Linked DNA regions of Homo sapiens: region 2 is linked to region 1. A link is a loop called in an ENCODE intact Hi-C map of the cell type or tissue named here. Cell type or tissue: HCT116. All regions are shown on one strand. Links, peaks and the distances in the headings refer to the core of each region. The heading gives the core; the rest is flanking DNA.

Region 1 (16,593 bases), core at 5,130-13,129:
GTTGTGCTACTTCATTCAGTGACTTTGTAGTTTTCACCTGATGAATCTTTGTTCAATATCACATAGCATATTAAATGGAATATCTAAGGTCTTGGCATATGTCTCTATGACCACAAAGCCTGAGATAACCTCCGATTTTTGAAATAAGTTTTTGCATCTTAAAATGGGTGGGATTCATGAAAGTAGAGTTTGTTAGGTAGAAGTTATTAAGAATTGCAGCTCATGTGATGAGAATGACCTCAAGGGGGTGACTATTTTACTCTCTGGTGTTCTCTAGCTTCCTGGGGCTAGAAGAGAAGACACTGAATACCAGCAATTGACATGATGATCTTTGTTTCTAAAGGCACCACTAATAGGCAGTTTGTAATTCAGTCCTATATTCTTCTATAACAGTAACTATTATCCCATACAACTATCTTGAAAATATGAGTGTGTTATTATACACCTCTTATTCCTTTATAAGAAAGCAATAAGGAATAGAAAGTTACAGGATGAAAAGATACATTGAACATAGATATCTAATACACTTTATCTGTTTTCTTGTATGTATGCATGTGTGTATACCTGTGTATGGGGGAGAATATCAATGTTTTCAAGAATATCTAAACAAAGCAATTAACAGCATTAAAAAATTGAATCATTGATTTTTAAAAAATCAAGATATGGAGTACATAATTTAGGCAATTCTTTTTGACATTTTCCTATTAAATTAAATTTTTATTTTAAAATTAAATTCATAAACCATAATTCAGGATTTTTGATATGGTTCAGAATATTTAAATTACTTTATATTAATATTTAACTTTTCTATCCTCTTAGTAATATCAGAAAAACCACACAAGGAATAAGAAGTGTAATCTACACGAAAGCATTTCCAAGTAAATTGTAAAATGTGTGTATAGGCATGTGTGTGTGTGCATATGCAAGTGTGTGGGTGTGTTTGCTAGAGTACATTTTATGAGGGCATTTACAGACATAATCATGAGCAAATGTGGGTTTTTTTTATAGCCAAGGCAAATGAAGCATGCCTTCAATTAGAAACTTCTGAAAATACACTGTGATAACCTACTGAGAATGGAATTGCTTTTCTTCACAGCATCACACCCACCTCTTTTTAGAAGCCCATAGCATAGAGTATAAGTGTTGTAAGTGCAATATGCTCTCCTTGAATCATTTTAGTTCATTTAAATGCATTTAGTATTTCAATACCATTCCAAGATTATACATCTGATATCTCAAAAATATGCACATGCTGCTGTTAGTGTTCAGTATGTGGAATAAGTGAACCTCAACAGTATTAGAACCCATGTGTTATGTAAATGAGCATGTGAAACTTCAGATTATTAAGGCTTTTCTAAAACACCTGAAACATTGAAATCCCCAATTCCCTAATGTGTGATTATTCTGTTTTCAGCAGTTAAAGTTTAATTTTCTACTTCCTTAAGCAAAAAGTGAGAAAAAGCCATTCCATACCTTATGTTAAAAGCAAAATAAACATATTCCCAAGAAAGAATGAGGCAAAGGTGTACCTGTATTTTAGGAATTGTTAGGAAACAAAATCAATACCAAACCTTTACACTTAAACTCCTCCTTTTGGTGCTACAGTAAATGGTATTTTAGAAAATTTTCAATATTCAATCTTTCATTATTAGCACATAGATATAAAATTGATTTTTTACATATTGATTTTGTATACTCCAACCTTACCAAGCTCATTTATTGGTTCTAGTGCTTTTCTGTTGTCTGACAGACTTACAGCAGTCTACTCCCATTTTCTCTCTCCCATTTTTGTTGTACATTTAATATTTATGTATATTACAAACTCACAATCTATTGCTACTACCTTTGTTTTAGACAATCGGTATTATATGCTTTGGATGTTTGTTCCCTCCAAATCTCATGTTGAAATGTGATCCCCAAAATTAGAGATGGGCCTGGTGGGAGGTGTTTGAGTCATAGGGGGGCATCCCTCATGAATATCTTGGCGCTGTCCTCACAGCAGTGATTAAGTTCTGATTCTATTAGTTCACGCAAGAGTTGATTGTTTAAAAGTGATGGTTGTTTCACCTCTTGCTCTCTCTTGCTTGCTCCCACTTCGCCGTGTGACATGCCTGCTCCCCCTTTGCCGTCTGCCATGAGTGAAAGCTTCCTGAGACTTCACCAGAAGCTAAGCAGATGCCAGCACCATGCTTCCTCTATAGTCTACAGAATTGTGAGCCAAATAATCCTCTCTTATTTATAAATTACTCAGAGTCATGTATTATTTTATAGCAACACAAATAGACTAATACATTTATCTTTTAGTGTGATTAAAGATAAGAGAAAAATAAAATTGACATTTTCCTTTATTCCATTTCTAGCTTTTTATTTCCTTTTGTAGATGCCTGTTTCTCATTTATATCATATTTCTTCTTCCTGAAGACTTTTCTTTAACATGTATTGAGATGTAGGTCTATTGTCAGTGATTCTTCTCAATGTTTGATTACTTGAGAGAGTCTTTATTTTCTCTTTATTCTTGAAATATGTGTGTGTTGAGTAGAGAATAGTAATTTCAGTTTTATTTTTTGTTTTTGTTCCTTTTTTCACTTGTTTCTTTAAGCGTGTTAATAGTTCAGGAATTAAGTGGTGGCAATGACAGTGGCACTGCTCATTATCACCCCATTCACCGACAAGCAAAATGTTTGCTTCCTGTTTTTATGACTTTATGATCTATTGGCCTAAGAGTAGGCTTCAGGAGGAGTGCTTTTACTGAGAGACACACAATGATTTGATTGAATTGGAGGTTAAAACTTCCACCTGACCACTTTGGGATCCTCATGCCTCTGAATCAACAGGCAAAGAAGTGAGTTATGGTGTTGACTGGAGCGATTGATCTTAACTACCAAACATTAATTAAACTATTACTCCACAATGAAGGTAAGGAAGAATATGCCTGAATACAGGATATCCTTTAAGATGTGTCTTAATGTTACCATTCCCTGTGATTAAAGTCAAGGAAAAACTACAGTAGCCAGGCAGGACTACTAAAGGCCCAGACCCTTCAGGCATGAAGGTTTGTGCCACCTTGCCAGGTAAAGAACCATGACAGCTGAGGGGCTTGCAAAAGGCAAGGGGAATACAAAATGGCTGATACAAGAGGCAATTAGTGCATTTTCAGTTCTATGCAGGATAGTTGTATCCAGTTAGGTCAAATTATGACCATGTTATTATTTATATTTGAAAATTAAGTATGGTTTAAGGAGATGCATATAGGTGCCAAAATGACATGAGATGAACTTGTGATGGTTAATGTATAGTGTCAACATGACTGGGCTAAGGGATGCCCAGGTAGCTGACCACACATTATTTTGGGGTATATCTGTGAAGGTATTTCTGGTAGATATTAGCATTTGAATTGGTACACTGACTATAGAAAATTACCCTTATCAATGTGAATGGGCATCATCCAATTCACTGAGGGCCCAAACAGAACAAGAGGTGGAGAAAGGGCAAATTTGCTTGAGCTGGGAGATTCATCTTCTCCCGCCCTCAGACATCATCTCTCCTGATTCTTGGGCCTCTAGGCTTGGCCTAGAAATATACCACTGTCTTTAATGCCCCCAGCTTGCAGAGGGCAGATAGTGGGAGTTTTTAACCTTATACCCAAGAGGCCAATCCCTCAGAATACATCTTTTTCCATTTATCTACACATATATCCTACTAGTTCTGTTTCTCTGAAGAACCCTGGTTAATACAAGTAGAGGATATTGGTTTGGCAGTTTTGCTATTTTTTTTTTCTTTCATCACCTTAAAAATGTCACTCCCTCTTGTTCTGGTTTGGATAATTTCTGATCAAAAGTCCACCTTATTTCTTCCATTTGTTCACCTGTATGTAATGAATATATTTTTGTCTGGCCACAATGAAGTCTTTCTCTTTGTCTTCCATTTAAGGCGGTTTTAATATAATATGACTCTCTCTTTCTCTCCCTCTCTCTCTCTGTCTCTGTGTGTGTGTGTGTGTGTGTGTGTGTGTGTGTGTGTGTGTATTTGTGCTTGTTTTTGACATTCTGTTTGATATTTTCTGAGTTTCTTAATAGGAGTCTGTCATTAATTTAGGGGAAAAGTTGACACTACTTTTTCAAATATTTCACTACCCCGTTCTGTCTGTCGTCTTTTAGCATTCCAAACTACACAGATGTTAGACCTGTCTCTCTGTTCTTAGATACTCTGTTTTTTTCTTTTTTTCCTCCTATTTTTTTCTTTCTTGTTTTGATGAAATTTTGTTCTTAAGACAGTCACTCTGTCTCTGTGTTTTGTGGGCAAGTTAAGGTTTACACCAAGACTTATTTCTTCTATCTTAATTTTCCCCAGAAACCATATGTTTTCACAAATATTCTAAGAGTACCAGCATTGGTTGCTCTTCCACAAGTGATTTAAGGTTTTTCTTCCATATGAGAGACAGTAGGAAGTATCCAGGCAGGGTTCCTTGTGTTTTTGTTCGGTGGCTTCTGTCCCATCCTTCCAGGCCTGGGCAACCAGGTATGTTTCTCAATGCTTTCACCTTGCTCCCAATCTTTATAGGAGCACACATTATGTCCATGTGAATGAGCCCATAAGTGGATGCTAATACCCTTTGTGCCTGTGCCTCCCAGTGATTCCATATTTTCTTACTAGACATGGCCTTTGGCAATATGTTAATATTTTAAGCTGAATTATTTTAACCAGGGGCCAATGTTATCTGCTTCAGATAAATAAGTGCTCAGATAATTCATAGCTCTGTGACCTCAACCCTCTTACAGATTTAAGAAAACTTGTGAATTTTCAGACAGTTTATAGGATTTGTAGCTCTGAGAGTAGAAGTGATACTATTTTTGGCTTTCCATATTATAATCATAAGCCAAAATTCATATGAAAAATCATGTGTATTTTCATGAAAATGAGACAGTGATCAACATTACCAAAATGAAAAGAAAACATATTTTGGCACTAAAGCTAAAAGGTATTGGAATCTGCATATTGGACTTTTCTACTTAATCAGTATAGATGGTGGGATGGGTAAGTTTATGTGTTAACTTGACTAGCCTAAGGGATGTCCAGATAGATGGTAAAAAATATTTTTAGATGTGTCCATGAGAGTGTTTTTAGAAAAGATTAACATTTAACTGATAGACTGAGTAGAGAAGATCACACTCACCAATGTGTTTGAGCATCATCCAATCTGTTGAGGACCTGAAAAAGCATAAAACAGCAGAGGAAGGGCAAATTCTCTTTCTCTCTCTGTTTTGAGCTAGGACATCCAACTTTTTCTGCCCTCAGACATCAGAATTCTTCGTTCTCAGACTTTTAGACTCTGAGATTGACACCACTGTGCTTTCCAAGCCCCCAGGACTAGCATTTGGCCCTGGGCTCAGATACCACTGCCCTCTCCAACCCCCAGGACTGGCCTTTGGCCCTAGGCTGAGAATTACACTGTTGGCTCCTCTGGTTCTTAGGCCTTAGGACTCAGACTGAATTACACAATCGCTTTCCCGGTTATCCTACTTGTAGATAGCATATTGTGGGACTTCTCCTCCTTCACAATCACATGAGCCAGTTCTAATAATAAATCTTATCTGATATATCTGTCCATATATTATTGGTTCTGTTTCTCTGGAGAACCCAGGCTAATACAGATGGCAATATGTAATTATGTGATAAATAACATTTTGACATCAGCTTGGATTCTTAAAATATTTTATTTTCCACTTAATAAAATTCAGTTACCTTTTTGGCTTGCTTTCATTTTGCTTAATAATTGCTATTTCATATGTTATTGTTATTCTTAAATTAAAATTATTATTTTTAGTCTTGGTCATTTCTCACTCAAGTTTCAATTGCAGAAGTTATGCCTGTGGCCACCTTTCTCAAATTAATACAGTAATTGTCACTGAGATATTTTCCTTCCTTCTTAGGGATCTATATTTGATTGGTCTACATATTCTAGATCTTACATACTTTAGCTTTAGTGCCAAAATATATTTTATTTTCATTTTGGTAATGTTCATTACTGTCTCATTTTCATGACAATTCACATGAGATTGTCAAATTTAAACTGGCATTCTGTGTCATAACAAAGTTCAGATTTTAAACAAAATTCATTTTGATTATATAGTCTCTTCCCAACTTGACTTTTAGCATAACAGAATCAAGAATAACATTTAGATGTCAGTACGTTTAAATAATATTATAAACGATCTTAAGTTCTTTAATTGACAGAATAAAGCGAATAACAAAATTATACCTATAATGAGATATTGTTTTTTAAAAAACTTGGAGTTGAAAATATTATCTATTTAGTTATTTTATAAAATTCCTTAAAATTCCTAATAATTACTATTAGGTGATCTACATGTATTATGTTGTCAGTGAGCTGAGGACAATGACTTCCATTCTATACAAGGCCTATCCTAAACTAATCTAATGCTTAGTACTATAAGACACCTGAAATTTAATATTCATTAAAATTTCAATATATTTAAAACTATTTAACATATTTTTTCTATTTTTTGTATTCTTAACACACTTTGTGCCATAGGTAATAAATATACTTCATACTTGTGAATATATAACAAAATGCTACTTGATTCATTATTTATGGATTCATTGATCATAAGTTATAGTGTCACTTTAAAAAATATGTATATATACACACACACTGTGGGTTTTTTTGTTTTGATGATCAGAGCTCACTGCAGCCTCAAACTCCCGGGCTCAAAGGATCCTCCCATTTCAGCATCCCAAGTAGCTAGGACTATAGGCACATGCCACCACATGCCTGGCTAACGGTTTTATTTTTTGTAGAAACAGGATCTCACTATGTTGTCTAGGCTGGTCTTGAACTCCTGACTTCAAGTGGTCTTTCTGCTATGTTGAGGTCATGTTAAATGCTTCTGTTGTTATATACTATTTATTATTTCTGATTATGGTTTGTGTTTATCATATTAATTGATCTCTTTATCAGTGGAGCTATAGCTTCAATAAATTTAATAATTTTATATCAATGCATAATTCCAGTGTGCCTATGTATTACCCAAGATTTTGTCTTGCCTTAAACTTTTTTTGAAACTTTTACTTTTGATATAATTTTACACTTGCAATTTGGAGGAATATACAAAGAACTTTATATTCTTCCTCATATTTATCTACTGTTGCCATTTTTCTTATTTATTACTTCCTCACTCAGATTCTTTTACTCCATATACATACATAGTTTAATTTCTTGTTTTTGCTAAATAATTTGTGAGTAATTTGACATTGTAACACTTTATTTAAGTACTTCCATTACTAACTAATCATCAACTTATATTCAAATATTGTTCATTGTTTTAATAATATTCTCCATAGCTTTTAAAATTTCTGGTCCATGATTTAAACCAGAAATATATATTACAGTTACTCATCAAGAGTTTTAACATGGGAGGTCATGGTGGCTCACGACTGTTTTCCCAGCACTTTGGGAAGCCAAGGTGGGTGGATCACCTGAGGTCAAGGATTTGAGACATGCCTGGCCAACATGGAAAAACCCTGTCTCTACTAAAAATACCAAAAAAAAAAAAAAATTAGCCAGGTGGGCTGACATGTGCCTGTAATCCCAGCTACTTGGGAGACTGAGGCACAAGAATGCTTGAGCCCTGGAGGCCGAGGTTGCCGTGAGCCGAGATCGCCCACTGCACTCCAACCTGGGCAAAAGAGTGAGGCTCCGTCTCAAAAAAAAAAAAAAAAAAAAGCGTCTTAATGTTTTCTTTATTTAGAAATGGTTTCTCAGCCCCTATTTGACATTCATGATCTTTATAGTTTTGAGGAGCTCACGCAAGGTAGTGTTTTAATGTTGCAATATTTATTATTATATGTTTTTGTATTAATAATGTTTCTTTCAGATTTTAAATATTTTATAAGCCTTTAGAAAGCACCTAGACATCAGATATTATGCCAGTAATGTTAAATGTATTTAAAACAAAAATCCTAGGGAAAATACCAAGCTTATTTATTCATTAGGTAAACAAATCCTTAACACATGACTATATCACTTTAATTTTCATAAAAAGTTTTATTCTCCTGTTTTAAGTATAATTGTCTTAAGTGTTTCTTCTACCTACATTGAGCACTACATCAGATGATGTAATAATTTTTGCTTCAACCATCAAATGTGATATAAAAAAAACTCATGAGATGAAGGATATTTTGTTGTTCTTTCATTTTTTAACCCATCTTATTCTTTTCTTTTCTGAAGTTCCAAGCCTTCTTCTATCATTTCCTCTCTGTTAAGAGAAATCTTTCACCTATTCTTCAAGACAAGCTACGTTAAAGTAAGTTAACGCAGGAACAGAAAACCAAATATGGCAAGTTTTCACTTGTATGTGAGAGCTAAATAATGAGAACACAAGGACCCATAGAGGGGAACAACACACACTGGGGCCTATCAAAGGATGGAGGGTAGGGGGAGGGAAAGGGAGAAGGGAGCGGATCAGGAAAAATAACTAATGGGTACCAGGCTTACCATGAATGATGAAATAATCTGTACAACAAACCCCCATGAGACAAGTTTACCTATGCAACAAACTTGCACATGTACCCCTGAACTTAAAAGCTTTAAAAAAAGTTCCAATGAAGACCAGATCTGAAGAATCCCTGAGAAGGCAAAGCCAATTAGGTCACGCAAGTGACTTTAACCTTGCTTGATTTGCAAGTTATTTCTTGTAAATACCTATATTAAAGAAAAACAGAACTTAAGCTTAAACAATCTGAAGCAGCCAACAAACATAATTAGACAACAAGGGATTTTCCAACAGCATAGGCCAAATAAGACAACTGTATAACCGTAACTAATCAAATAGTTTCTTTTCTTGACTTGTATGTTCATCCTATAAAAGCCTTCCCTTTGCATTTCCTCAGTGGAGCTCCCAAACTTTTGGTTTGGAGGTTTCCAGTTCATGAGTTATTGTTTACTCACATAAACTTTAAAACATTACTATGCCTCAGTTTCCCTTTTAACAGTTTGCTAGCAACAAACTGTTTTCCTTTAAGCCTATCTGTTTCCCTTTAGTTATTGATAGATTTCACCTGATACAGAGTTTATGGTTGGCTTGTCTTTTCTTTCAGTAATTGAAAATGTTATACCACTTCAATCTGGCTCAGCTTCCAGTTAGGCCTGGCAGACACTAGGGACAGGGAAAGGAGAAGCTGACAGTGCCAATCAGTTCCGCCTTCTACGTTGTTCCCTCCTGGATGCCGTATAGGTGTGGAGACTCTGTTTCCTTCTGATTCTAATGATAGGAACGGGTGCTGGGAGTGAAGTAGAGTGGTAACTAACCCTGCTTTGCCTCCCTCATTAAGTCTCATGGCTGTTGAGTGGCGGTGGGGCTTCAGCTGGCTCCTGGACTCGGTTCACACCATCTTGGGGGAAGAATTAGAGCGCCACCTGCTGCCCCTTTTGTCTGTAGGATGGAAAATTGGCTCACTGCAAAGTCCAGCCAGCACCAGACATTGGTGTGATTGGAACGCTGCCTCCTGTTTTCACAGTCCAGGAGCAGGTTTGAAGACGAATTCCTTGCTAGGCCTTGCTGAAACCACTGAGGGCATCAGGGGAGGGGCAGATGCAGGGGTGGGGTGCCATTTTACTGTTGGTGTTTGGTTGGAGTATGGTGAGTTTACTGCCCAAAACGTTTACTATTGTGAAGCCACATTTTTCCTGGTCCTTAAAATAGGGCAAACTAAAGATTTCATGCCCATTGATGGTTCAGGACAACCAAGCTTCTCCAGAGACCTGTCTGGGACAAGGAAGCATTTGAATACAGTCTGTGTTGTATGAGTGGCAGTGGGGTAGGGAAAAGGTCAGACAGGAGAAGAGCAGTTTGGTTTTCACCACAAAAAGCTTGTTGTCCACAGAGCAGTGGTGATGTTATGGTGTGGAAGTGTGGATGGGTAAACTACAAATTCAATACAAATGAGAAGGCAGAATGGAGATAAACATATTTGTCTCTTTCTCTGAGAGTTTTATGAGGTAAACACTGTATTATGTTTTTTTTTCAAAATCATTTCCTTTCATTATGTATAAATGTTCGCCTAAATATGAGACCATTAGAACACATTTGGCATCTTAGAAGGAATGGGAAAGATAGATAATATAAAATGAGCTACTAGGCAATACATTTAAGTGGTTTGTTTTTTACAAAACTGTCCCAAAAAGGAGACAAGGTGTCTGACAGCTAGTCTTTTAAGTGTCTTTCTCTACAAAACATATCTGAACATCCAAATATGGAAGAGAGGAAATTGGGTACCTCAAAATGACTCTTTTAAGAGCTTTTCTCTGGCTCCCAAAGAGATTTGTTTGTTTTCAGAAGATTTATTCTGTTATTATCACATCTGAAATGTGCTAGAAAGAAAGACTTTTGTTAGCTCAGAACAATAGTAAATCAGCTATCCTAAGTGCATTTCTGTCTTAAAGGTTTATTTTGTTTTGTTATAATTGAGATGAGTCAAGGAGACAATGGTATGGAAACACTTTTGATTCTGCATTGGGACAAAGGTCAGTAACTCAAGGCCCCAGTGTCCTTGGAGTAAAAACATTTTATAAATATCTATTGGTGGGAAATGCTGCTCTAGTGAGGATTACAGCACACCTCTAAGAGCCTGGTGGCTACCAAAATGTTAGAAAGAGCAAGTGTCTTAGGAAATACATTTTGTATTCTATTTTTTGAGTACACTGGACAAGCTAAATATAGAGTAGAAATTGCTGTTTAGCTGAGATAATCTGCTTAATGCATTCTGAGAGAGTTCGAATTTTTTTTTTTTTTTAACAGAATGACTGCCAACTTTTATTCTGCATTAGATGGAGTTTTTGTCAGGCACTCATCCACCTCACACAGTTATAAAGTATCAGGCTCTCAGGTTAATTTTTACCATTCCAAATATTTGTACAGAAAATCGTTATTGTAGATGAGCAGATTTCGACTCCCAACAGTATGACTTATGATTACATTGTGTTTGGTAAAATGCGTAACCTTACTTAGGCCCAGTTTTAAAAAATCTCATTTATAATTGTTACATCATTATTATGTATATTTATGAGGCACAATGTAATGTTTTACACATATGTAAATTGTGTAATTATCAAATCAAGGTAAGTAGTATATCCATCGCCTTAAATATTTATCATTTCTTTGTTGTGAGGACACTCAAAAACCTCTCTTCAGGCTATTTTGAAACATACGTTTTTATTAACTCTAGTCATCCTACCATGCAATACTAGAAATTATTCCCCCAACTAGCTCTTTAGCTGTTGACCATGTCCCTCTCCTCTCCCCATCTTCTTGTAACCACCATTCTACTCTACTTCTACAAGAACAACATTTTAGATTTGACATATAAGTGAGATCATGTAGAATTTATCTTTCAGTGGCCTATTTCAGTCAGCATAATGTTCTCCAGGTCCCTCTATATTGCTGAAAATCGCAGAATTTTTATTCTCTTTTATGGCAGAATAGTATTCCATTGTCTATATATACTACATTTTCTTTATCCATTCGTCCATTGATGAACATCTAATTTAACCATACATTGGCTACTGTGAATAGTGCTGCAATAAACAGGAGCGCAGACATCTCTTCAACATACTGATTTCATTTCCTTTGGATATACTCAGTAGTAGGATTGCTGGATCATATGATAGTTCTATCTTTAATGTTTTGAAGAATTTCCACACTGTTTTCCACAATGGCTGTACTAATTTACATTCCCAACAGTAGTATATAAGGACTGACTTTTCTCCACATTCTCACCATCATTTGTTATCTTTTAATTTTTTTATTGTAGCCATTCAGACTTGATGAAAGTGATATCTCATTGTAGTTTGATTTGCATTTTACAGTATTTTTGTCTACATTTTCTTTTGTTGCCCGTGCTTTTGAAGTTTTATCCAAAAAATCCTCACCTAGACTGATGTCATGGAGCTTTTGCCATATGCTTTCTTCCAGTGGTTATGTTGTTTGGGGTATTTACATCCTTAATCAACTTTGAGTTAATTTTGGTATATAGTGAGACATGAGAATCTAGTTTCATTCTTCTGCATGTGGATATCAAGTTTTCCAGCACCATATATTGAAGAGGATATCTTTTATCCATTATGTGTACTGGTACCTTTGTCAAAAATAAGTTGGCAGTAGATGTGTGGGTTTATTTCTGGGATTTCTATTCTATTTCATTGGTATATGTGTCTGTTTTAATGATAGTTCCATGCCTTTTTTCTTAATATGATTGTATTATGTTTTGACGTCAGGTAGTATAATCCCTCAAGTTTTATTGGTTTTGCTCAAGATTCCTTTGCATATATAGGGTCTTTTGTGATTCCATATAAATTTTAGTTTTTTTTTATATTTATGTGAAGAATGTCATTGATATTTTGATAGACATTGTATTGAATCTGTAAATTACTTTGGGTAGCATGAATATCTTAAATTTATTCTTAAAAATCTATAAACATATCTTTTCATTTTTGTGTCTTTTTTAATTTTTTCATTAATATTTTATAGTTTTCACTGTAAAAGTCTTTCACCTCTTTGTTATATTTATTCCTAGATATTTCATTTTTTGTAGCTCTTGTAAAAGGGACTGCTTTCTTGATTTTTTTCAGATAATTTGCTCTTGGCATTTAGAAATACTAGTGATTTTTGTTTCTCAATTTTTTATCCTTCAACTTTACTGAATGGGTTTCTTAGTTCTAATAAATTTTTGGTGGAGTCTTTGGGGTTTTCTGTATATAATATTAGGTCATCTGCAAACAGCAGTAACTTGACTTCCTCCTTTCTAATTTGGATGCCCTTTGTTCCTTTCTCTTGCCTGATTTTTCTGGCTAGGTTAGTCTTGTTTTAAAAAATCCACATAATAAAGGTAATATTGCCTATTCAACAGGGTACGTTTAATATAATGTTTACCTTTGAGATAAAATATAGTGTGTTCTCTATGAACAACACATATTGTTATATCTTTACTGTCATGAATGTCTAGGTGCCACAAGTATTTTGGAAATGAAAGACATATTATAGAAATTACATAACACAAATTCAGGAGATGCTGAGAAGTTTAAAGGCTGGAAGAGATACGTTAGAGAATCAGAGAAAAATAACTTTTCACCTGCAACTGTGGAATGGGTGAACAAGTCATCATTTACAGAAAATCCAATACGCCAATCTGGCTGGTGAAACAGACTACAAAATAAAAGCTCATGAAGCGATCTATGACAAATGGCCATTTCACCTACAAAACTACCGTCTTTATGGACCTCAACTGAGTAACTCAGAGACTGCTGTTAGTCAGCCAAGCTGGTAGTTGTTGAGACACGCTGGATGTGGAACAAAGGAGAAAGGGACAAGCTGAGACTCACTTCTGTCTATCACAAGGTCTGACCATGACAACTTTTCAAGAATAATGTCCTCTACTTTTCCTAAAACTTTCATATTTCACAGAACTTTCTCTTTTGGCCAACTCTAACTAGAATTCATTCACAAAAAGTGATTCAGGGAAATGTAATTATTTGCCTTACACATTATCCAAATATCTAGACAAAATTCAAATGTATAAACTGAGGATGATTAGGTAAAGAGAAAGAGGAATGAAATATTACATTATAAAAAATATCTGCTTCCTGACTTTGATCTATCCTATTTTCTATGTTTAATTGAGAACAGTTGGTATTTTCTACCTGATACTGTGTCCGGAATTTATTCCTTCCTGTGGGTTCTTGGTTTCGCTGACTTCAAGTATGAAACCCCAGACCCTCATGGTGAGTGTTACAGCTCTTAAAGATGGTGTGTCTGGAGTTTGTTCCTTCAGATGTTCAGATGTGTTTGGAGTTTCTTCCTTCTGGTGGGTTCCTGGTCTTGCTGACTTCAGGAGTGAAGCCATGGACCTTCACAGCGAGTGTTACAGCTTTTAAAGGTGGCACGTCCGGAGTTGTTTGTTCCTCCCAGTGGGTTCGTGGCCTTGCTGACTTCAGGAATGAAGCTGCAGGCCCTCACAGTGAGTGTTACAGCTCATAAAGGTAGTGTGGACCCAAAGAGTGAGCAGCAGGATTTACTAAGAAGTGTGAAAGAACAAAGCTTCCACCCTGTGGAAGGAGACCCAGGAGGTTGCCACTGCTGGCTCGGAGGCTAGCTTTTATGCCCTTATTTGGCCCTGCCCACATCCTGCTGATTGGTCCATTTTACAGAGCGCTGATTGGTCCATTTTACAGAGTGCTGATTGGTCCGTTTTTACAGAGTGCTGATTGGTGCATTTACAAACCTTTAGCTAAACACAGAGCACTGATTGGTGTGTTTACAATACTTTAGCTAGACAGAAAAGCTCCAAGTCCCCACACGACCCAGAAGCCCAGCTGACTTCATCTCTCAATATGAATCTTATTTATACCTATGTCATTCTTGATTTATTAAATTATAAACTTTGTCAAGGTAGAATACTTATCATTGCATTTAGCACGTTGGTTCCCACATAATAAGAACTCAGTAGCTATTTCTGAATTAGACATATAATCGTTATTAAGATTTAATTTTATCATTTTCAGGGTTTACATTTATCATCAAGCTTGATTAAAAGCATTACCTTTGAAGATAGGATTTAATCAGTGAATGAGAATTATTTGTGATCAGTATTTTGATGTTATAGGAACACATGATTCTAAAGTGATGGATTATACTTTAAAAAATTTACTATTTTAAGTTGTTTAAATATCTGCAATAAAATTGAAAATCTTTTAAGGTACTAATATTTCAATGATTTTGCCAAGGTGACAGTTTCTTTGTAAAAATCTTAAAATTCATAAAGTTGAGTCACATCAAAAATAATGAATTAGTAATCCAGACATTATCTTAGCATATAATTTACTTTGAAATACCTATTCAGTGAGAATAAATTTATAAAACAGGGAGTTTCTGCATAATACAGTAAATATTTTCTTCTAAACCTAGAAAAACTATATGATATGCAAATACGATGATACAATGAGAATTGACCTGAGTCAACTCTTCTCTGGTGTTATTTAAAGACAAAAACAAAAGCACCGGAAACCTATTAGAGAGGCTGACATAATATGAAACCATAGCCATAATTTAGTATACATGTATATGTCTAAGAGACTAATATATTTTAAATAAATCTGTAGTAAAAATATTTCCAGTTCAGAGGAATGGAAATGGTGACCCTAGATATAGAATCAAATTGGGAATATTCCAAAGAATGTACGATGATATACTGTACAATTTCACCCTAAGGCAGTGTTTTTCAGTACTGTTTTAAAAAGGAGCAGCAAATTTTAAAAAATGAATTATTCAGTTCTCAAAGATTTTCTGTGAATTCAGTTTCATTAAATACATTGGTAAGTGATAAACAGAAGAAAATTAGCCATATATGTATATTAACATTATTATGTCATATTTTTTATCATCTTGTGTGGTTCTTTTTTCCTACTATGTATTAGAAGAAAATGAACAGAATATGTCAAATGTCAATACTAAACCAAAGTGTTATGTTTTTCAAACAAAATTGGCATTTTGTTACAATAATGCAACAAAACTTTCTATGCATTTATAAATATGTTCCCCATTTTACTGAAATAAATTCTTAAATATCTAATGGATTTCTTCTTAGAGAAGTTAAATATTCATTTCTTTAAAATATGCAGCCTGCTGCTTAATAAATAGAGGTTTTATAACTGTGCTTTTGTTTATATATTTAAACGTATAATGTAAAATTTGTTATATATATATATAAAACGTGTGTGTGTGTGTGTGTGTGTGTGTGTGTGTGTGTGTGTAAAACAAATGTTGCATCTTATTCCGTGTTAAAACCAAGGGAGTCTTTAGGGATAAAGAGTTTAATCACATGAGGGAATTAAACTCTTTAGAGCTCTAGGGGACTATTGATTTAGATTGTGTTTTCATCTCTTTAAAAGACACCAATATGTCCTTACCAAAGATTATTTGTTGTCTGCTTTGATAAATATATGACCAGATTGGAGCTGAAACCTAAACTACCAGGGATCAATCACACATTGCATCATTCATCCTAAGCCATGCATTTGAAATTATCGTGTCCTTTTTTTTGACAAACAAGACTAAAAAAGACAAAAAAGACAAAAGCAGTGTTAAAATTCTCAATGTGTTTTCTAAGCCACAGAAGTTCTTATATTTTCCTAAATTTGCCACATCTCCAGACTCTTCTTGCCAAAATTATTTGTGTATGTATGTTTGTATGTATCTGTCTTTCTATTATCTTTCACTTGTCATCTATTTATCATTTGTAGATATTCATATAATAAAGGAATCTTTATTTTGTGGAATTATTTATTTGATATAAGGTTAATACTTTTTTTTAGGCAAAATTGTGTTATTATTTAAAAATAGTTAGAATTCTTTTTTTGTGAGACATATGTGTCACAAAAGCTTTGGACTATTTTCCAGTCTTTCCTTTTTCAACTATCTATTTAAGAATCACTTAATTCAACATTCAACAAATATTTTCAAGTGCATATCATATTTGAAACAAAGGGGATATTATATTGACCAGATGTTGATATGCTTCTTG
Region 2 (16,593 bases), core at 3,592-11,591, 1.0 Mb before region 1:
AATAAAAACTCTACGCAAGGCCACTTTACTTCCAAAGGAAGCTGGGGTCATTCACTGCAAGGGGCATCAAAAGACATCAGATCCCATTGCTCTAGGCAATGTTTATGCTGATAAGGTGGCTAGACAAGCAGCTAGCTCTCCAACTTCTGTCCCTCACAGCCAGTTTTTCTCCTTCACATCGGTCACTCCCACCTACTCCCCTGCTGAAACTTCCACCTATCAATCTCTTCCCACACAAGGCAAATGGTTCTTAGACCAAGGAAAATATCTCCTTCCAGCCTCACAGTCCCATTCTATTCTGTCGTCATTTCATAACCTCTTCCATGTAGGTTACAAGCCGCTAGCCCGTCTCTTAGAACGTCTCATTTCCTTTCCGTCATGGAAATCTATCCTCAAGGAGATCACTTCTCAGTGTTCCATCTGCTATTCTACTACCCCTCATGGATTGTTCAGGCCTCCTCCCTTTCCTACTCATCAAGCTCTGGGATTTGCCCCTGCCCAGGACTGGCAAATTGACTTTACTCACATGCCTTGAGTCAGAAAACTAAAATATATCTTAGTCTGGGTAGACATTTTCACTGGATGGGTAGAGGCCTTTCCTACAGGGTCTGAGAAGGCCAACACAGTCATTTCTTCCCTTCTGTCAGACATAATTCCTCAGTTTAGCCTTCCCACCTCTATACAGTCTGATAACGGACCAACCTTTATTAGTCAAATCAGCCAGGCATCTTTTCAGGCTCTTAGTATTCAGTGACAGACTAACGGTCTATTAAAAACATGCCTCACCAAGCTCAGCCACCAACTTAAAAAGGACTGGACAATACTTTTACCACTTTCGCTTCTCAGAATTCAGGCCTGTCCTTGGGATGCTACAAGGTACAGCCCATTTAAGCTCCTGTATAGACACTCCTTTTTATTAGGCCCCAGTCTCATTCCAGACACCAGACCAACTTAGACTGTGCCCCAAAAAGTTGTCATCCCTACTATCTTCTGTCTAGTCATACTCCTATTCACCGTTCTCAACTACTCATACATGACCTGCTCTTGTTTACACTGCCAGTTTACACTGTTTCTCCAAGCCATCACAGCTGGTATTTCCTGGTGCTATCCCCAAACTGCCACTCTAAACTCATGAAGTAAATAAATAATCTTTGCTGGCAGGACTATGCTGAATCTCCTTAGGCACTCTCTAATCAGATGTCCTGGGTCCTCCCAATTCTTAGACCTTTTATACCTGTTTTTCTCCTTCTCTTATTCCGTTGAGTTTTTCAATTCATACAAAACCGTATCCAGGCCATCATCAATAATTCTACACAAATGTTTCTTCTAACAACCCCACAATATCACCCCTTACCACAAAATCTTCCTTCAGCTTAATCTCTCCCACTCTAGGTTCCCACACCACCCCTAATCCCACTGGAAGCAGCCCTGAGAAACATCACCCATTCTCTCTCTCCATACCACCCCCCAAAAATTTTCGCTGCCCCAACACTTCAACACTATTTTATTTTATTTTTCTTATTAATATAAGAAGGCAGGAATGTCAGGCCTCTGAGCTCAAGCCAAGTCATCACATCCCCTGTGACTTGCACGTATATATGTCCAGATGGCCTGAAGTAACTGAAGAATCACAAAAGAAGTGAATATGCCCTGCCCCACCTTAACTGATGACATTTCACCACAAAAGAAGTGTAAATGGCCAGTCCTTGACTTAAGTGATGACATTACCCTGTGAAAGTCCTTTCTGTGGCTCATCCTGGCTCAAAAACCACCCCCACTGAGCACCTTGCGACCCCCACTCCTGCCCGCCAGAGAACAAACCCCCTTTGACTGTAATTTTCCTTTACCTACCCAAATCTTATAAAATGGCCCCACCCTTATCTCCCTTCACTGACTCTCTTTTCCCACTCAGCCCACCTGCACCCAGGTGAAATAAACAGCCATGTTGCTCACACAAAGCCTGTTTGGTGGTCTCTTCACAGGGACACGCATGAAAGGCCCCTTTCCGGTAACAAAGGTGCTATCAAGAAACAGAGAGGGGTTGGTTGATGCTTCTTAACCTTGTTAATATCAAATTTTCTGCATCTGAGTAGTGCTTTGAAAACCCCGGTAAGGTGTAAGACATGGGAACTTTTGTGCCTATTGGAAACCAGAATATGCCACACCAAGGTATACAGGATGATTGAGCCAAAGGCAATGAAGGAGGAGATGCAGGAAAGCACTCTGCCCTCCATGTGCCTAAAAGCAGGATATAAATGTGCAAAGGCAAAGGGTTTCCATGCCCTCACCTACCAGAGAGAAGAAATGTTAACCCTTTAAGACAACATTAGCCGGTGGAGATGGTAGCAGTGGAATCTACATTAACCAGCTTTCCTAACTTGCCGTTAATTGCCCTTAGTTTACCTTTCCACAAGTTGCTATTCTGCACATTCAAAGTTCCTTTCCTTTGTTTTGTCGCTTCTCTAAAATTTTCCTTTACTTTGTTAACGATGCTATATAAGCTGTAATTCAAATTCACCTCTATGAGAATTACTCATTCCCTGGTATCTCCCATGTATATATAAAATATACATGTTAATAAAAAAATATGAACAATTTCTTGTCAAAATTGGAGGGCATATATTATTTAGTTTAAGGATGTAATATAAAACTATAGCAATCAAGATAAAGTGGTATCGGCATGAGGATAAACAAATGAATTGATTGAACAGAATAAAGAGTCCTGAAGTGGATCTACAATTGATTTTTGACCAATTTGTTGAGGTACAATAGTCAGCAGTCTCTGAATTGAAGATGTAGAGCTGTGGCTCTGGGGATTTCAAAGCAGAAAAAGTTCACAGGAAAGAGTTCTATAAAAGAGAAAACTGCACATGGAAATAACTTGGGAAATTTGTAAAGTCTACTCTTTAGGAATCTGTAAATAGTTTTAATTAATGAATGTGTATAATTAATGTGTATTTTAATTAATTAATGTATATAATTAATGTATGTAATTAATGAATGTGTATAAGAAACCTAAACAAGGGTAGCAAAAGAACCACACAAAATAATTAGGGCAAATTATACTTAAAGTTCACAAAGGGCAGAAAATAATACCTGTTTACAATAGCTGAAGTGGAAAATCTTTTTATTCCAGTGATCAGTTAGAGCTGGCTTTGGCAACTTTGGCCTGTTAGTCAAATCTGACCTATGATCTATTTTGGGATAGAATTTGAGATAAATAATTTGTACATATTAAACAGAGGTAAAAAGCAAACATACACACATAGAAACAAATAAATATGTTACAGAAATCATATATGACTTACCAAGCATAAACTGTGCACTATTATATATAAATACAATTATACATGTTTCTTTTACAGAAAAATATTTGCTGGTCTGTTAGCTAGAGTATGATAAGGGTCTTTCTCAGCAGTGAGGGAAATTAATACTAGATCAATGTTTCCTCTTGAAAAAATAAAAATTAAAGCCATGAAAGCAGGACTCAAAAATAACAAGTTATTTTCAAATAGCGTAACTGTGTTCTGAAAGAAATCTCAAGAAGAAATAATATCCAACATCTACAAATATAAAATTCACAATGTCCAGCATCCAAAAAAAGTTACTAGATATGTAAAGAAGCAGCAAAATACTACCCAAGTGAAAAGAAAAGTAAATCAATAGAAACTGACCTAAAAATGAAATAAATGATAAAAATCATTTAAATAGCATTGAAAACATATATATATATGTTAAAGAAATTAAAGTATGAAGATCCTAAGTCGAGAAGTCACACACACACACACACACACACACACGCACACACACACACACACACATACACACAGTCTCCTAGAGATGAAAACTGCAATGTCAGAGAAAAAATACACTGGATGAAATTTATGGTAGATTAGACACTTCAGAAGAAAATATTAGTGAAATTAAAACTTAGCAATATGAAGCTTACAAAATAGAATACAGACAGGAAAAACTTTTTAAAAATCGAGACAACAATGAACTGTGAGACAACTTTAACTGAACAACTAGATGTGTGAATGGTGTTCCTGAAGACCGAAGACAAAAATTATTTGAAGAAATAAAATAAGAGCTGAAAATTATCCAAATTGAGTGAAACTATAAAGCCACAGATAAAACCAGCTTAATAAACTGCAAGAGCAAGAAACATGATGAGAACCACTAAGGTCATTAAGGTCATATTGCTTAAACCCAGTAACAGAAAACCTTAGAAGCAATAAGAGGAAAAAAAGCAAATATAAGGGTGACAAGTGGCTTTTTTTTTTTCAGAAACAATGCTAGTATACCCAGCATTATTAAGTAAGTTAACTAGCATAATATACCTTGGTATAATTCTTATCTTTCAGTAGCATAAAACAGTGGAGCCACGTCTTTAAAATAATGAAAGAAAATATCTGTCAACTTGGAATTTTTTGCCCAGTAAAAATATTTTTCTAAAAAAAGAGGGATAATGCATTTTTCAGACAAAAGGATATATGCACCAAAAGAAATGTTAAATGGTCTTCTAGAAAAAGAAAAATAAGGGGAGGAAAACTGGATCTACAAAAGGGATAAAAGAGTGTTAGAATTGGCAACTACATGGGTTAACAAAAAGACATTATTTTTTAACATCTTCAAATAATAATTGACTATTTAAAGCAAAACTAATAAGAACGTTTTCTTGAGGAATATAACATGAAAAGTAAAATACATGACATCAATAACACAAAGCTCTGGAGAGGAGAGATTGAAGTAAGCTACTCTGAGGTCATTATACCATACATGAAGTAGCATGATATCACTTGAAGAGAGAGTATATTAAGCTAAAGATATATACAATAGATGCAAAACAACCACTAATATAAAACAACAAAATTATAGTTAATAAGCAAACAAGAGAGTTGAAATGAACTAAAAAGGATTGCTCAATTAATCCCAAAACATCAGAAGAAAAATAACAAAGAAAGAAATATCATACGCAATAAGAAGAAAACAAATAATAAGAGGGTAGATGTAAATTCAAACATATTGATAATCATAATTAATGTAACTTCCAAATTATCCAATTGAAAGGAAAATATTGTTAGATTGAATAAAAAATAAACAATATTTTCTACATTCAAGAAACTCACTTTATAGTTAGGTACTATAATCTGTCAGCCATCAAAGAACAAAAGAAAGATACACTATGCTAACACCAGAAGAAAGTTCAAATGGCAACATTAATATCAGAAAAAAAAATAGATTTCAGATCAAATAATCATACCAGGGATATAGGAGTTTATTTCATGAAAATAAGGGTTTCAATTCATCAAGATCATGTAGCAATTTTAAACATTTATATACCCATTAACAAAGTTTTAAAGTATATTTAGCAAGTTTTTACAGAACTTCAAACATAAATAGGCAAATTTTCAATTATAGTCAAAAATTAGTAAGGGTATAGAAAACTTGAACATTACCATCAATGAATTTTGTCTAATTAACATTTATAAAACACTTCAACTGACAAGAACAGAACACATTATTTTTAAGTGTACATGGAATATTTACCAAGATTGACCATGCATTAAACCATACAAACTGTCTTATTAAATTAAATAGCCTTTAAGTAAAACAAAATATATCCTCTGTCCACAATGGAATTGAGTTGGATATCAATAACATTTTATTTCAGTGTATTCAAGAATTTAAATATATTTAAATAATAGAAAAATACTACATTCTAAACAATTTATGAGCCTAAGAAAAAAATCAAAAGAGAAATAAACATATTTTAAACTAAATGAAAATAGAAACCTAACATTTCAATATTTGTTTAGTGCAATTACATCCAATCACAGGAGAAAATTTGTAACACAAAATGCTTTTTTAGAAAAAAAAAATCAATAACTTCAGTTTCTCGTTTCCTTTGGTAATCTAGAGAGTGGTCTATTGATCTTGTTTATCTATTCAAACAGCCAACTCCTTGTTTCACTGATTCTTTGTTTGAATTTTTTGGTTTCAATTTTATTCTGCTCTAATTTTGATTATTTCTTTTCTTCTGGTAGCTTTAGGTTAGGTTTTCGTGTTTCTTTAGTTCTCAAATTATGATGTCGGATCTTTATTTTGAGATTTTTCTAACTTTTTGATGTAGGCATTTAGTACTATAAACTTTCCTCTTAATGCCGCTTTTGCTACATCCCAGAGATTTTGGTATGTTGTGTCTCTATTTTCACTTATTTTAAAGATTTTTTTTTGCCTTAATTTTGTTGTTTAACTGGAATTCATTGAGGGGCAAGTTGTTTAATTTCCATGTTATTTTGTGGTCTTTAGAGATCTACTTCGTAGTGATTTCTATTTTTATTCTACAGTGGTCTGAAGGTATTGTTGGTATGATTTTGATTTTTTTAATTTATTAAGAGTTGCTAAATGACCAAGCATGTGGTTGGTTTTGGAGTATGTTCCGTGTGCAGATGAGAGGATGTATATTCTGTGACTGTTGGGTGAATTATTCTGTAGATGTCTACTCAGTCCAACTGGTCAAGTGTTGAATTTAAGTACAGAATTTCTTAGTTAGCTTTCTGCCTTGCTGATCTTTCTAGTGCTGTCAGTGGGTTGATGAAGTTTCCCAAGATTATTTTGTGGCAGTCTAAGTCTTTTTTAGGTCTAGAGGTAATTTTTTTTATAGATCGAGGTGTTCTAATATTGGTTGCATGTATATTTAGGATAGTTAAATCTTCTTGTTGAATTTAATTCTTTATCATTATGTAATGACTTCCTTTGTCACTTTTTACTGTTGTTGGTTTAAAGTCTGTTTTATCTGATATGAGAATAGTGACTTTTCCTCTTTTTTGTGTTCTATTTGTGTGACAGATTTTTATCCAACACTTTACTTTGAGCCTATTGGTGTTGTTACATGTGAGATAGCACTCCTGGAGCCAGCAGAAAGGTGGGTCTTCTTTGTTCATCCTACTTGGCCCTCTGTGCCTTTTAAGTGGGGTGTTTAGACCATTAGCGTTCAAGGTTAATATTGATACATGAGATTTTGATCCTATCATGGAATTGTTTGCTTTGTAGTTTCTATTGTGTAGTTGCTTTATAGGGTTTGTGAACTACATGCTTTAGTGTGTTTCTTGTGGTAGTAAGTATCTTTTTTTTTTTTAATTTCTATGTTTATAACTCCCTTAAGTATCTCTCATAAAATTTATCTAGTGGTAATGAATTCCCTTAGCACTTGTTTGTCTGGAAAATATTTTATTTATCTTTCACTTATAAAGCTTAGTTTGGTGAGATATGAAATTCTTGGTTTGAATTTCTTTTCTTTCAGAATGCTGAAAATAGGCACCCAGTCTCTTCTGGTTTCTAAGATTTTGGCTGAAAAATCCACTCTTAGCCTCATGTGGTTCCCTTTGTACATAATCTGACCTTTTTCTCTAGCTGCCTTTATTATGTTTTTTTTTTTAGCATTGGTCTCGAACAGTGTGGTGACTATTTGCCTTAGTGATGTTAGTTTTGTATAGCATCTTGCAGGTGTTGTCTAGATGTTTCTTGAATGTGGATGTCTAACTCTCTAGCAAGATTAGGAAAATTTTCTTAAATTACTCCCTCAAATATGTTTTCCCAGTTGTTGTTTTTTTTCTTATATTTTTCTCAGGAATGCAAGTAGTTCACAGGTTTCATTGCTTTACGTATTGAGAAATCCCATATTTCTCAAAACTGTTCATTTTTAAAAATTCTTTTTTATTTTTCTCTGAGTTGATCAGTTTGAAAGATCATTCTTCAAGCTCTGAAATTCTTTCTTCGCTTGGTCCAGTCCATTAATAAAGTTTTCAATTGTATTTTGAAATTCCATAAGTTTTTTTAATTCCAGAATCTCCAATTCATTTCTTTCTGAGATGATTATCTCTTCATTTATTTCCTTGATTGCTTGAAGAGTTTATTTGTGTTGATGTTCGACCTCATCTTGAATCTCATTGAGCTTGCTTGAAATCCATACTTTGAATTCTTTATCTGTCATTTCTGAGTTTCCATTTTGGTTAGGGACCATTGCTAGAGATCTAGTGTGATCCTTTGGTGGTATCACTACATTCAGATTTTTCATTTCGCAGAATTCTTGCTCTGGTTCCTTCTCATCTGCGATACTGGCACTTGTAATTTTTGTAAATTTTTCATGCAGGTAGGATATTTTTTTCTTTCTATCACCATGATATTATTTTCTTCTTCCTTCCCCTTTCTCTCCCCTCCGCCCCACCCCCTACCAGGTGGTGTGATTGCAGAGAATATTGTGTAGGGTCTTTTGGCTTTGCTTCTATAGCCCTATGCACTTCTGTCAGCAGGTTTATATTATGTGAAGTTCAACCTACAAGCCAGTAGAGGGCCCCGATGGGTCAGAGCTTGTGGTAGTCAGTGCTGCTGGGTAAATATTTCATCCTTGTTTACCTGGAGAATTTCTCTGTTACCTTAGGCAATGGATTGACTTATGGAGCACTCAGTGGTCTGAGCTCCCTCTTCAGCCCAGGGGGGAATGGGGCAAGATGGGCAGGTCTGGACCAGGCAGGTTCTCTTATAGACCCCTCAATAGCAGGCACAAGAACCAGCATTGAGGGAGAATCAACTGGGCAGCCACCAAGCGTTCAGAGGTGTGCCTGGGTATGGAGTTGAGAAAACTCACCCCAAATTTTCTGCACACAGATGGGGACAGCCTAAACACTTAATCCAGGAGAGTGAGTGCTCCAGATGCATGGAGATCTTCCTGATCATGAAGCAGAGAGGGCCTCCTTGCACTCAGATCTCTGCACAGGAAGGGCGAGGTGGCTCAGGCTGCTAAAACAGGCAAGCAGGTGCTCCGAATGCTTAAAGATTTATGTGGGCATGAAGCAGAGAGGATTCCCCTGCACCAGAGTATATGCATAGGAAGGGTAGGCTGACTCAGGCTTCTAGTCTGGGTAAGCAGGTGCTTTGAATGCCTGGAGATCTGCTTGGGTGTAGAGTAGAGAGATCCTCATTGCACTGTGATCTATGTCCAGGAAGGTTGAGGTGGCTTAGGCTGCTGATTCAGGTGAGTGAGTGTTCCAAATGCCTGGAGATTTGCCTGGACATGGAGTGGAGAGAGCTCTGCTGCACTAAAATCTATGCCCATGAAGGGTGAGGAGGCTCAGCTGAACCAGGTGAGCAAGTGCTCCAAGTGCCTAAACATGTGCTTGGACATGAAGCAGAGAGGGCCCCCTGCACAGGATCTCTGCACTGGGAAGGTAGGCCAACTCAGGCTGCTAGTCCATGTGAGCAGGTGCTCCAAATGCCTGGAGATCTGCCGACATGTGGAGCAGACACGTAGCGGGGTTGGAAGGGTGGGTTGGCTCAAGCTTCTGGTCCAGGCAAGTTAGTGCTCTAAATGCTTGGATTTCTACCTAGGGCAGAGTGAAGAGGGTCCTGCTACACCAGGATCTCAGGGAAACAGGCTAGGACACCCAACAATGACACATGAAGACTGATTCTAGGTCACCGAGCTGGCCCTGGCTGCAAGTCTTATTGTCCAGGAGAAACTACAACTGTAGCAACTCTCCTCCCACCACAGGCCTGTGACAGAAGACAGTATAATTCAAGTACCTACTTTTGAGATGCTTTCCACAGTACTGGCTGTGGAAACCCCTACTGTGCTCCAGAGCAGACACTTCAATCTCTGGCCTGAGATTAAAATGCCTGCACAGCTACACTGTTGAGGCACTAAGGAATGGCTGACTTTGTCCCTGGATTAAAAATAACATGCTGCTCTCAGTTTTATGTCAGGGAAAATGCCTGTAGCTTTTCCTGGTGTGTTTTTCTCACAGAATCTTTAAGTCTCCCTCCCAAGTTAGCTCCAGGGCTTGGAAGAAACAAAGTTCTTTCCCATAGCCTGGGTTGTTTAGATCCCCAGTGAAAAGGTGAGTCACAGTGCATGTCTCATGTCTTGAGGCCTCACTCACCTTTGTCAGGTGGATGCCATCACAGGGTTTATCTGTCTGCATTTTCCTCCCCAGAATCTGGGATATCCTTCCTTATTCCAGTGGATTCCCATTTTCCTTCCTGAATTAAAGCTCACAGAGTTGATCTTTATGCACTATCTCAATATTTCGAATTGGCAGAAGTATGCAAAAATCCTATAATCTGCCATCTTGAAAAAAACACAAATTCAAGAATCGTATTCTTGAATACAAAGACAAATACAATAATTTATATTTTTTTCAGATGAGAAACTCTACTTGATTATTTATTTATTTATTTATTTATTTATTTTACTTTAAGTTCCAGGATACATGTGCCATGGTGGCTTGCCATTGAGATTTTAATAGGAACTTCATGAAATTTATAGATCACTTTAGGCAGCACGGACAGTTTATCAATATTAAGTCTTCCCATTCATGAACACAAAATGTCTTTCCAGTTGTTTGTGTTTAGTGTAATTTCTTTCATCAGTGCTTTGTAGTTTTTAGTAAACAACCCTTTTCCTTGTTAAGTTTAAGTATTTTATTCCTTTTGCTATTGTAAATTACATTGTTTTTCTAATTTTTAAATAAAGTTTATTGTTACTGTATGGAAGCACAACTGATTTTTCCATGTTGATTTGTATCCTGCAAATTTACTGAATTTGTTGATTCGTTCTACCAGCTTTTTTTATGGAGTCATTAGGGTTTTCTACATAAGCAAATGTTATCTTCAAACAGGAACACTTTTCTTTCTTACTTTCTATTTTGAATGCTTACCTTTAATTACTTCTTATTCTAGCTTTAAGATGAGTCTTTCTACCTATAATCTGAACCATTCTGTTAATTTTATACTTGAATTACCTAATGGAAATCTTCTTGCCCTCATTTTTGAGTTCTTTTTTTTATCATCCACACTAGAACACATTCGAGACTGAGTGGTGCACTATTAATAGTGTCATATTAATAATATGACAAAACAATAGTCATAAACCTATTTATGGTTTATGGACTGCTTGACAAATTGAGATGCCACATTACTTATTTCCAGCTCTTGGAGGACATTCACAGTGGCATGCTTTGAACCCCTCTCCAAACACTCCCCAACACAGTAGCTGAAAGGCCATGCTATATATTCATTTTCTGACTATATATTCAAATGTTGGTGGTGAAACAATTATGAAAACAGAACCTTATTTAAACATTTTAGAAGGAAGGGAACATAAGAATGGACAAATAGCTAAATAAAGCTAAATTCCTAATCATGGTATTAAGTACCTAAGTCCTATATGATAATAGTGAGAGTTCTGATCTGTTTCTATTTGTAATTATCCAAGTTCAATATTGATTTCTGGTTCATTTGCCCTGTCTTTCTTGCTCCCATCAATTCAAAATATGTGCTCTTATAAGAGATTTTTGTTTATCTTTCTTTTTCATGAAGTTCCAATTATTGAGTTTCTAAATACACTCTGATTTCACATTAACATTTTATTTTTCTATAATATGAAAATAAAAAAGAAACAGAACCAGCTCCTCTTCACACATGTAGAGATACATCCACAGATAAAAAGATGCATTCTATTTCATGGATTTTCCAACCTCTTTCACCTGTATAAACTATATATTTCTCATTGCTTGATATTAAAATTAAGAAAAATTATCTTCTACAAATAATTAAGTTTGAGTCAAAATACCAAGTCAAAGTGAACAGAAGTTATGTGAGGTATTTCCAACTTATTAAATTTTAACAATAAAAATTAAAATTAGGTCATGGGAAAAGAAATTTATCTAAATTCATATGGTGCTTTTTTGAAAAAGCATGGATATGTCTATATTCTCAGTTTACTAACATTCAATATAACAGTGATTCTTGACGTGACTTCCTCGATTTTCCATTAGGAATATAAAAGGGAACTAAAAGGAAGTAAGGAAATGGAAAAAGAAGGAAGGAAGGAAGGAAGGAAGGAAGGAAGGAAGGAAAGAAGGAAAGAAAGACAGACAAACAGGAAGAGAAAGAAAGAAGGAAGGAAAGAAAAAGAAAAAGAAAAAGGGAGGGAGGGAAAGAAAGAAAAAGAAAGAGAGAAAAGAGAAAAAGAAAGGAGGGAGGGAGGGAAGGAAGGAAGGAAAAAGCAGAAAGAAGAGAAGAGAAAAGGGGAGAAGAAAAGGAGGAGAGGAGAGAACAAGAAAGAAAGGAAGAATGAGGAGGAGATGAGAGAGAAAGATTTAAAGTCAGAGTGACAACAAAGAAAGATTCAGAAGAGATGGCAATTTTTTGATTCATAATTATAGTTATGCCTTTTTTAGGAGATTGTAGCTGGCTACCATGATGAAGAATGGGACTTTCTCCTCCTTTTTTTTTTTTCTCAGATTGCGGTATTAAGCGTGGATTCTCTAAATGGTTCTGTTGCTGTATTTAGCGGCTGCTGCCACCCAGGCCTTGTCTGGCCACCCATGAAAGTCAATTTGCCACAACCTCTAAGCCTAGGGGCTTTTTTACAGGCCCATTATGACAACTGTAGTGGAAACCCAAGGAGTTCCAGTACACAGGCCTGCCATGACTAGGTTCACGGATGCTTTGACTTCTTCCGCTACTTCTGGACTTACATGAATTGCCTCCCCTCTGGGCATGGGATCTGCAGTCTCCAGCAGCTGACCAAATTATCTAACACATCCCGGAAGCATAAGAGATTTAGTGCTTCCTGGGGAAAGCTTTGTGCTATGTGAAGCAGAAGATGGGAAAGAATGTGTAAGTGCCTTTTGCCTCTCTCAACCTCCAGGGTGTTCTGATGTGCAGAGTTTCTACACATCTCATGTGACTGAGCAAACAGTAGTTTTCTTGTGAAGTGGAACCAACTCAGTAACTAACCAGTCTATTGCATTTTCTTCCAATACCTTTCCTCTCATTATTGTCTTTCTTACCTATAATTCCACCTCTCAATAAAACCGTGGCATATAAGCTTTGCCTTAAGCTGTTTTCCAAGGAAACTATCCTAAAACAGAGCATCTGTTATTCCATATTGCTAGAAGGAAAAGTTCACTTTTATATAGACTTTTATAGATTTCATAAATTTCTTTTATTCAATCAATCATATCAACTTATCATTTTTATCCTAAATGTATCTGAAATCCATCTCTGTTTCTGCACCCCTACTTACACTGCCTCAATGTGGACCATCATCATCTCTGTCCTGGAATATAGTACCAGGCTTCTATTTACTGTATAACCTCTTCGTGTATTAATTCTTTTTGAGTTATTCTATTTTCAGTGTTCCATCTGCAACATGAAAAGAACCTTAATGTTGTTGGACAATAATACTTTTCTCTCATTCTCCTAGATGCTTAGTTCCTACATTATCAGATCTTCTCACATAATCTTCTCCATGTGGACCATCATCATCTCTGTCCTGGAGTATAGTATCAAGCTTCTATTTAGTCTATAAACCTCTAGTCTAGTTCTCTGATTCATCCCCCATGCAACTGTCCAAGTGATTTTTCTAAAGCCTAAATTTGAACATGCTTTTATTTTGCTTTAAATCCTTTCAATAGCTCTCTGTTGATGATTAAGTAAAGTTTAGTGTTATGATAAGCACATTGGGCTCTGTGATCTATTTCTGATTCTCTGTGTCTTTGTATCTTTACTCATCCCTGCCCCGTCTGCCTAGGAAACTTTACCTGCCTTCTCTTACTCTAGTTAAATCTTACTCCTCCTTTAAGGCAGTAGTTCTTGACTTGTTGGGAGTCATGGGCCTTTTGCTTTTCAAATGAAACATATGAAGTCACTCTTTCAAGAGAAACGTACGCATATAAATATTGCACAACATTCTAAAGTAGAGTAGACTTTCACCCTGTCCCCAAATCTACTCATGTATATAGAAGTTCATCTTCTCTATATAATTACCCCTACATTGGGGTTCCACTCTCTTTACGCTGAGATCACTTTGAGAACTGATGTTGTGCTTACTTCATTTCTGATTCAGTAGTGCCTGTCACGTAAGTGGCATATATTTATTTGTTGAAAAAACAACCAACTGAATTAAGCTCAGTGGACAGGCTCAACAGTAGAATGTAAGACATAGAGGAAATAAATTGTTTAACAGGGTGTTAGAACAATTTAATTTACAAAATGTTTAAACAATAGAGAGAAATATTTAGTCCTAATATGAATATTTTAAGTGGCAGAAACCCAACAATAACAAATTTATTTTTCAAAATCGTTTGTATCATTGTGTTCAAAAGATTCAAGTAAACATATTGATAATACTCAGCTAGTTATTTTGAAATTAAAATTACTACCTTAGTTTATTACACTTCTCTATACAAAGAAAAAAATGAGACTGAAGAAAAAAATAATACAGAGGGCAGGAGGAAATCCTTGGAGGTGATGAATATGCTTAGAGCATAGATAATGGTGATGGCTTCATGGCTGTATACATCTCTCCAAATCATCAAAATGTATACATTAAATAGGAACAATTTTTTGTATGCCGATTGTACCTGAGTACGTTTTTTAAAAATAATGGCACCCTGATTTGGGGAAAGATTCAATGTTTAGGATTAATACCGAAGTAATTATTTTTCTGCCTTTAAATATAAACCAGAAACATTTAAATTAGGCTTCTCAGCTAAATCCTTAAAATAATACAATAGATTCAATGATCACCTGGGTTAACTTTTTCCTCTCAACATCATAAAGTAAGTATATCTAAAATAACATGTCACCTTTCTGCAAACTTGTATATAAACTCTGGTGCTATCATCTTATATTTACAGACATAAAATAAATGCTGAAATTCTTTGGACTGTGACTGTATCATTTTTTATTATCTATTAAATCACTCTCAATACACCATAATCACAACTTTGCAATTCTGCTTTCATTAAAAATCTCTAAAACATTTTTTCTGTCAATTTTTAAATAATAGGACAGCATGGCCTTAAGGATAAAATTGGAAAGCGATTATTAAATTGGACATGCCTGTCTGTAATGTGAAACGCTGTACTTCTCGGCTCTTCATTCAGAGAAGATCAAGCTCAACAATACATAGTACAAATACACTACCTATGAAATGATTATAATAAAATGATAATGTGTAAAAGCACCTTATGAGTAAAAACTCATAAAAATCTTGTTATTGTTGTTTTAGACTTGCTGGTTCTATGATCATGTGAACCAACTCTAAAATCTCAATCTCTTTCTCGCTTTCTCTCTCATCCGTATATCCTATTGATTGTTTCTCTGGAGATTCCTGATTAATACACTGGCTGTTACTCATTCTTGTACTACTCAGATTATGATATCTTTGATTCCTAAAATGTCCTGATTTACAGTTTCTAAATTTCCCTCTCTTCCAGTGATTTTGTTTCACCTTTTTAGCCACTTAAAACAGGAAAATATCCTAGAGCTAGTTGTTACTAAAATGGCAACATCTCCATAATCTCAATTTTAAATATCCCACCCCCCAAGCACTTTCTGATTTCTTTGCAGCTTATTCCCTTTAGTACTTCTGTTCTAACAATCCTTCAACCTCAATAAGACCTATAAACTTTGGTTTACTCTCTTTCGTTTGTGAGTGTCCTCTGTTCTCTCCTTAAGAGTTAACAAAAGGTTAACAATGATAATAACAATAATACTTTCTTGTGATTACTCTTGAGTTTTAAACACTATTTTGCATAAACAAGTCTTTTGGTCTTCTCAAACTGCCATAATTTGCAGCCTCACTGAAATCCAGCTTTTTTGCTACTTTTTGTCTGAATATAAACATGGCTGAAGAAAATAAGTGTATTGATTTTTCTAACTTTAAAATTATGATTAATTGCCTCAAGAGGAGGTCCACTCTTTTTAACTTTCTAAATGCTTCCTTAGAAGATCAAGGCATATGGATTCTATCAACAGGATCCCTTACATCTTCAAACTTCACTTTCGATTTGACAAATGGTAAACCCTAGGACGCAACCAGAGGGAAATGGGGAGAGTGAAGACAGATAATCTATTCTCTTGGTTCCCTCCCTCAAATTTATCTTGAGCTGTCTGTCTTTTGCGGAAATGTCATTGATAGCTGCCATTCTACCAGTTCTAGTAAGTGTTCTCAGTTACTAGTAGCTTCTCCCAGTTTTAGCAATTCTTTTTCTCATGTCTTTCAGACTAGCAGTGAATTCCTGGAACATTCTACCCCTGACATACTGCATTAACCATTATAGTTTCTCTGCACCTGCACCTTTGTAAATAACCTCTTTGTGTATTAATTCTTTTTGAGTTATTCTATTTTGAGTGTTCCATCTGCAACATAAAAGGAACCTTAATGTTATTTGACAATAATACTTTTCTCCCATTCTCCTAGATGATCAGTTCTTACATTTTCTAATCTTCTAAAGTAATCAGCAACTCCCTTCTACATCCTCACTCTCAGTTTATGATCTCTGAAAAATCAAAAAGAAAATCTCAATAGAAAGTTCATAATCTCCCACCTCCACCAATATCTCTACTTGATATATTTAAATCCATACAATTTACTCTTTAGCATTAATTCTTCCATCATGGCTAATTGGAAGTCATAAATGTGGTGCCACTGAGGTTGTAACAAGGTGAGCACAATCAGCTCTTAGGATGAGCCATGCTAACTGGCTCCATCAGACACTGTGTAGGTAGGAATTTTGT

Evidence for each region. A loop is a pair of places that touch in the nucleus more often than their neighbours do. Peaks named below come from ENCODE experiments on the same cell type or tissue, not always from the same donor. Only the 100,000 strongest peaks of a DNase experiment are listed, where the experiment ranks them.
Region 2: a loop joins it to region 1, with 2.6 times the contacts of the local background. A loop is called at or near these places in 5 of 110 quality-filtered maps.

What each region holds. Positions count from the first base shown.
Region 1 is chr6:103,113,770-103,130,362 of GRCh38, forward strand. No RefSeq gene overlaps it. Among named protein-coding and RNA genes, the nearest start is that of GRIK2, 1.7 Mb to the left of the region's middle. In HCT116, for the core only: a CTCF peak has its summit at 9,441 (motif pointing left); a DNase peak (open chromatin) is centred at 9,432.
Region 2 is chr6:102,106,218-102,122,810 of GRCh38, forward strand. No RefSeq gene overlaps it. Among named protein-coding and RNA genes, the nearest start is that of GRIK2, 720 kb to the left of the region's middle. RefSeq lists enhancers at 831-1,725, 1,726-2,619. In HCT116, for the core only: a CTCF peak has its summit at 8,366 (motif pointing right); a DNase peak (open chromatin) is centred at 8,344.